Regions from separate parts of the Homo sapiens genome. Here region 1 is linked to region 2. Evidence: read pairs that join two places in POLR2A ChIA-PET (ENCODE). Cell type or tissue: OCI-LY7. All regions are shown on one strand. Links, peaks and the distances in the headings refer to the core of each region. The heading gives the core; the rest is flanking DNA. Region 1 has its middle 12 kb from the start of HMGB1. Region 2 has its middle 3.5 kb from the start of LINC00426.

The links. Peaks named below come from ENCODE experiments on the same cell type or tissue, not always from the same donor. Only the 100,000 strongest peaks of a DNase experiment are listed, where the experiment ranks them.
Region 1: POLR2A ChIA-PET joins it to region 2 with 7 read pairs; 15 of 35 experiments call an interaction of 5 or more read pairs at or near these places.

Annotation. Positions count from the first base shown.
Region 1 is chr13:30,452,661-30,455,580 of GRCh38, forward strand. No RefSeq gene overlaps it. Among named protein-coding and RNA genes, the nearest start is that of HMGB1, 12 kb to the right of the region's middle. In OCI-LY7, for the core only: a CTCF peak has its summit at 1,354 (motif pointing right); a DNase peak (open chromatin) is centred at 1,351; H3K27ac peaks cover 1,335 bases.
Region 2 is chr13:30,376,003-30,378,922 of GRCh38, forward strand. No RefSeq gene overlaps it. Among named protein-coding and RNA genes, the nearest start is that of LINC00426, 3.5 kb to the left of the region's middle. RefSeq lists enhancers at 901-1,020, 1,151-1,210. In OCI-LY7, for the core only: no CTCF peak of the experiment used is centred there; DNase peaks (open chromatin) are centred at 199, 599, 1,009 and 1,259; H3K4me3 peaks cover 1,464 bases; H3K27ac peaks cover 2,451 bases.

The DNA of each region.
Region 1 (2,920 bases), core at 129-2,628, 77 kb after region 2:
GAGGAATATATTTATATCCTAAGAAAATAATTATGGGCAAAGGTGTGAGCATAAAGAAAGGATAGTCATGTTAACCTTATATGTAACAGTAAAAAATCATAAACTAAATGTCTAATAATATGGAATTGATTGAATAATTTATGGTATTTTACATTCAGGCACTTAAAATAATGCCCAGCAGAATAAGAATATATGATGACATAGACTTTTTTAATATTTATATTTATTTATTTATTTATTTTGAGATGGAGTTTTACTCTTGTTGCCCAGACTAGAGTGCAATGGTGCGACCTCGGCTCACAGCAACCTCCGACTCCTGGGTTCAAGCAATTCTCCTGCCTCAGGCTCCCAAGTAGCTGGGATTACAAGCACCCACCACCATGCCCAGTTTATTTTTGTATTTTAGTAGAGACGGGGTTTCACCATGTTGGCCAGGCTGGTCTCGAACTCCTGACCTCAGGTGATCCACCCGCTTCAGCCTCCCAAAGTGCTGGGATTACAGGTGTGAGCCACCGCATCCGGCCGACTTTTTAAATTTTTTTAAAGACAGGATCTCACTCTGTTGCCCACGCTGAAGTGTAGTGGCACCATCTCAGTTCACTGCAACCTCCGCCTCCCAGGTTCAAGCGATTCTTGTGCTTCAGTCACCTGAGTAGCTGGCACTATAGGCGCATGCCACCATACCTGGCTAATTTTTGTATTTATAGTAAAGACAAGCTTTCACCATGTTGGCCAGGCTGGTCTCAAACTCCTGGCCTGAAGTGATGCGCCTGCCTTGGCCTCCCAAAGTACTGGGATTATAGGTGTGTGCCACTGTGCCCAGCTGACATAGACTTTTGTTCAAGATAGACTGTGAAGTAGAAAAAGCAGCTTACAAATGCAGTATTTTTAAATTATTAACATTTTTTAAAACATATATATGTATGTATATCTATATGCACACAACACTACAAAAAGACAACTCAATTTAAATATGGGTGAAGAACTTGAATTAGTTCTCCAAAGCATACAAATGGCCAATAAACACATGAAAAGACACTCAGTATCATCAGTCATTAGGGAGACACAAATCAAATCACAATGCGATTCCACTTCACACCTACTAGGATGGCTATAATTTTAAAAAATAGAAAATAGGAAGTGCTGGCAAGGTTGTAGAGAAATTGAAACCCTCATACATCATTGGTGGGAATGTGAAGTGGTGCAGCTGCTGTGGAGAACAGTTTGGCAGTTCCTTAAAAAGCTAGTCATAAAATTACCATATGACCCGACAATTCCACTCCTAGATATATACCCAAAGTATTGAAAACAAGAACTCAAACAAATACATGTACACGCACATTCATAGCAGCATTATTCACAATAGCCACAAGGTGGAAACAGCCTAAGACCTTATCACTGGATGAATGAATAAGGAATTATGGTATATACACACAATAGAATATTATTCAGCCTTAAAAACGAATGAATGGGCTGGGAGCGATGGCTCAGGCTTGTAATCCCAGCACTTTGGAAGGCCGAGGCAGGCGGATCACGAGGTCAGGAGATCGAGACCACAGTGAAACCCCGTCTCTACTAAAAATACAAGAAATTAGCTGGGCGCAGTGGCGGGCACCTGTAGTCCCAGCTACTCGGGAGACTGAGGCAGGAGAATGGCGTGAACCCGGATGGCGGAACTTGCAGTGAGCCGAGATCGCGCCACTGCACTCCAGCCTGGGTGACAGAGCGAGACTCCGTCTCAAAAAAAAAAAAAAAAAAAAGGTTAATTTTATGTTATATGAGTCTCACCTCAATTTTTAAAATCTATCTATATCTATATATCTATATATATTACATGTTATATATAGAAACTGGAAGGGCACATAATATGGTAATAGTCTTGCTGACTGGTAGAATTACAGGTTTTTGTTTTCTTATTTATTTTGTTTCAATAATGTAAGTTTCATTCATAATAAGGGCAACCGATTTTTCAAAAGTTATTGTCGTGTGTAGCATATTGCATCTTGCTTCTACTTCCAGAAGATCAGGCTACAGTCCTAAGCAGCATCTATTATATTAGTGATTACCAGCCCTTTAGAATCAGATAGCCTATAACTTTCTACATGACTGGGAGTATTTTTGTTTGGTTTGGTTTGGTTCAGTTCAGAAATGTTCTGTCCAAGTAAATCAAAGGAGAAAGCCAGAGAAGAACCTCAGTGATGGCAGAATGTACTGGCTATCCTAGCATAGCAAAAATTGTAGCCAAAGCAGAAGAACCCAGGCCTGGAAGTGAGGGGCAATGAGGAAGTTTTCCAGCCTTTTTGTTGCTGTCCTTAAGGGAAGGGGAAAGAGCTCACATCTTTTTTGCACCTACTGTGAGCCTGGTGCTGCTAGAGTGTTTTGATACTGCCATTTGTCCTTGAGCAAGCCTCTGAATCCCTATGGGCCTCTGTCCACTACTCTGTAAAAATGCACAGATTAGACTACGGTAGCCCTTAGACCCCCTTCGCCTGTAATGTGCTAGGACCTTACACTAGTGCTATGCCTTATTCTGTCCCTCCCTGAAAACAGGCTCTCTGGTCAGCCTCTCTGCTTCTGAGCCTAAGTGTGCCTAGCCCCATTCCCTGTGCCCAAGCCCCAGCCAGGCTGATTCCAGGTGGCAGAGCAAGGCCTGGGGAAATGGGGCTTGGGGTGTAGGGGTGGGGGAGCTGCAATATCTTTGCTTTGAGTAGCCTCCAAGTTCTTACTCTTCATCTCTTCCAGGGATTACAGTGGCACCTGAGGCTGTGGCAACTGAGCATCTTGTTTTTCTTTATCTTTAGGAGCACTCTCTCACACTCAACAGATCCTTATTTTATTTTAGGGTTTTTTATTCTCTTACTTGGTTATGTTCAGATCACTTTATAAAATAAGCTCTAATTGAAACCCAATAAACAAAACC
Region 2 (2,920 bases), core at 112-2,611:
ACGGGGTTTCACTGTGTTAGCCAGGATGGTCTCAATCTCCTGACCTCATGATCCACCCTTCTCGGCCTCCCAAAGTGCTGGGATTGCAGGCGTGAGCCACCGCGCCCAGCCCTGAAGTGCACTTTCTGCTAAATGCCTGTCACTGTCATACCATCCTAAAGTTTAAGCTGGAACTCTCTATGCTTGCACCTGTTGCCTGAAGGGTGTATTAGAAATAATAGTTTCCTCCAACCCCTCCCCACCTCATTTGTGGAAGAATCTCATGTCTCCCTCCTAGAAATGGATTCAGCCTGAGATTCTCAAGACCAAGGTGGCATCCCAGGGTTCCAGGCTCTGGAGACAAGGATGTGGAGGGAAGGGGGTTAGGGGGAGGTCACTCTGGGAAAACACATGTAACCTAGATCCCCAGTGAGCTAAGTGAGACTGACTCCTAGATGGAAATAGCCCCAGCGGACTTGTCACTGCAAGAATTCTGGTCTCCCTGGATACCTAGCATGCTCAAGAGCCCACTTGAAACACTGAAACACTTCAGCATACTGTATGTGCTCAGGGGAGTGGCTGAGACTAGCAGGTTGAGGAAGGAAAAGGAAGAGGGCCTTCTATGTGCCAAGTCCTAGAGCTCAGGCACCATACCAGGAGCCAACATGAAAAATAGTCTGCAGCAGACATTGCTCTCACCTCACACAAAACCACTCCAACCTCCTAGCAAGATTTCCTGTGCACCAAAGCCTGAAACACCAAAGACCTCTTCCTCCAAAGTCCCTTGCACTAGGGTTTCCCCAGAGTAATCTTCCAGGTCGATTATAATAATAATAGCAGCTTACCCAGGTAGATGCTCTAGTGCATGGTATAGCCTGAGCATTTTAAGTGGCCACCACAGTGCCCCTCTGGAAGCACAGAGGTGGAGGTGCTTCGGACCTTCTCCAGCAGGGATGACAGTGGCACTATGTCTAGTCAATCTCTAACCTCAGGGGCAGTCAGCAGCATCAGCACAGCTTCCTGGTTCAGCAGCTTTCCGGCCTGCAGCACAGGCAATGTGGTTTTTGAGTTCACAGTGGAAGCAGCAGATACAGCAGCTACCTGACTAAGCCAGTTTTGCAGTGTGGTTCTGAGACTGTACCTGGACCTAGACCCACTCTGTAGCCTCCCTCTCCAGCCCTTGACATCATTCTATAGCCCAGTGGTTCTCCAAGGGTGGGCTCTGGACCAGCAGCACCTGGGAACTTGTTAGAAATGCAAATTCTTGGGCCCCACCCCAGACCTGCTGAATCAGAAACTCTGGGGGCGGGACCTGGTAGGCTTGACTTTAGCAAGCCTTCTAGGTGATTCTGCTATGCCCTTAAGTTTAGGGACCTCTGCTGAAAGTCATCCACCTCTAATAAATCCATTTCTACTATAACTAGAGTGGATCCTGCTGTCTGCAGATTCATCCTGACTGAATCACAGTCGCTGTCCTCATGTTGTCCATAAGGAAGACAATAAATAATGACAAAGCAGCATGTCATTCTGGGGGAAGAAAAGAACAGGGTCACCTTACCCAGCCAAGAATGGTGACCTCCCAACTATTTTTATAATCTAGCCTTCGCAACAATTTTGAACATGCACCCTCAATAGTTATATTTATTTCTAAATTTTATATATACTCTATTAAACATTTAAAAATTATAAATAGAAACCTAAAAGATGAGATTTTTTTAAATGAATATAAATTAACGTTCTAATACTTTCTTCCTGAATCTCTAAGGATTGATTTGGCACTTTAGCAATCACTGCTCTAGAATGTCAGGATAACCTTTTGGCAAAAGTAACAGCAGAATCAAAGGAATTAAAAGGAGGGTGCAGGATATTTTTGTAGAACTTAGGCAAGGAAGCATCACGAGGTGACAATGACAATAATAATGATAATGACAATGATGATAATGATGATAATTTCTTATTTTTGAGCAACTAACATGATCACTTAGCCTTAAAAGCAACCATGTGAGGTAGGACTATTATTCCTACTTTTCAGATTGGGAAACTGAGGGCCAATAGTCTCCTATCTGGTAAGTGGCAGAGCAGGGTTTTGAAACCAAAATCTGGGTTTTTCCATTGCCGGTTTTGGGCTTGGACTACTGCATGGTTGGAAGAGCCATCTGCTGAGACAGAGAATTCAGAAAGAAGAGCGGGTTTGGAGAGAAGATGGTAGGTTTTGTTTTGATGTTTGAGGTGCCCCCGACGTATTCTGGTGAAGCTATCAAATACACAACTTAACATATGAAGCTGCAGAACCCAAGCCTGGCTGCAGAAAAGGGTTGGATATCTTTAACTTCTTAGCCCAAGTTGAAAATACTTATTTTGTTGTGAGCACCATGATGAAAAGGAGCAAGGGCCAGGTGCAGTGACTCATGCCTGTAATCTCAGAGCTTTGGGAGGATGAGGCAGGAGGATTGTCTGAGCCCAGGAGTTTGAGGCTGCAGTAGCTATGATTGTGCCACTACATTCTGCTACTTTGAACTTTTCTTCCAAAAAATTAGGATGAATGCAGAAATTACAAAGGACCCAGATAAATTTAGTAAGCCTGGGCAACAGAGCAAGTCCCTGTCTCAAAATAAATAAATAATTCTAAAATCTTTTAAAAAGAAAAAAGAAAGGAGCAAGTGGAGAGGGAAAGTAGAAGAGACAATGGGGGTGGGGGTGGGGTGGGACACTGGATAATGAATGGAGCGAGCTTCTCCATCAGCTACGTGGGGACAAAATTGTGAGCACTGCTGGGATTGTTAGCTTTGGCCAGGAGGAGGGACAGAAATCACACAGCCCTGGGCTTGAATGCCAGCTCCATCTCCTTCTAGCTACAAAACCATGGAAAAGATAATGAAGTAATGAACCTTGTTGCCTCTGTTTCCTCTTCTGTAAAATGAGAATAATAATATCTCTCCAT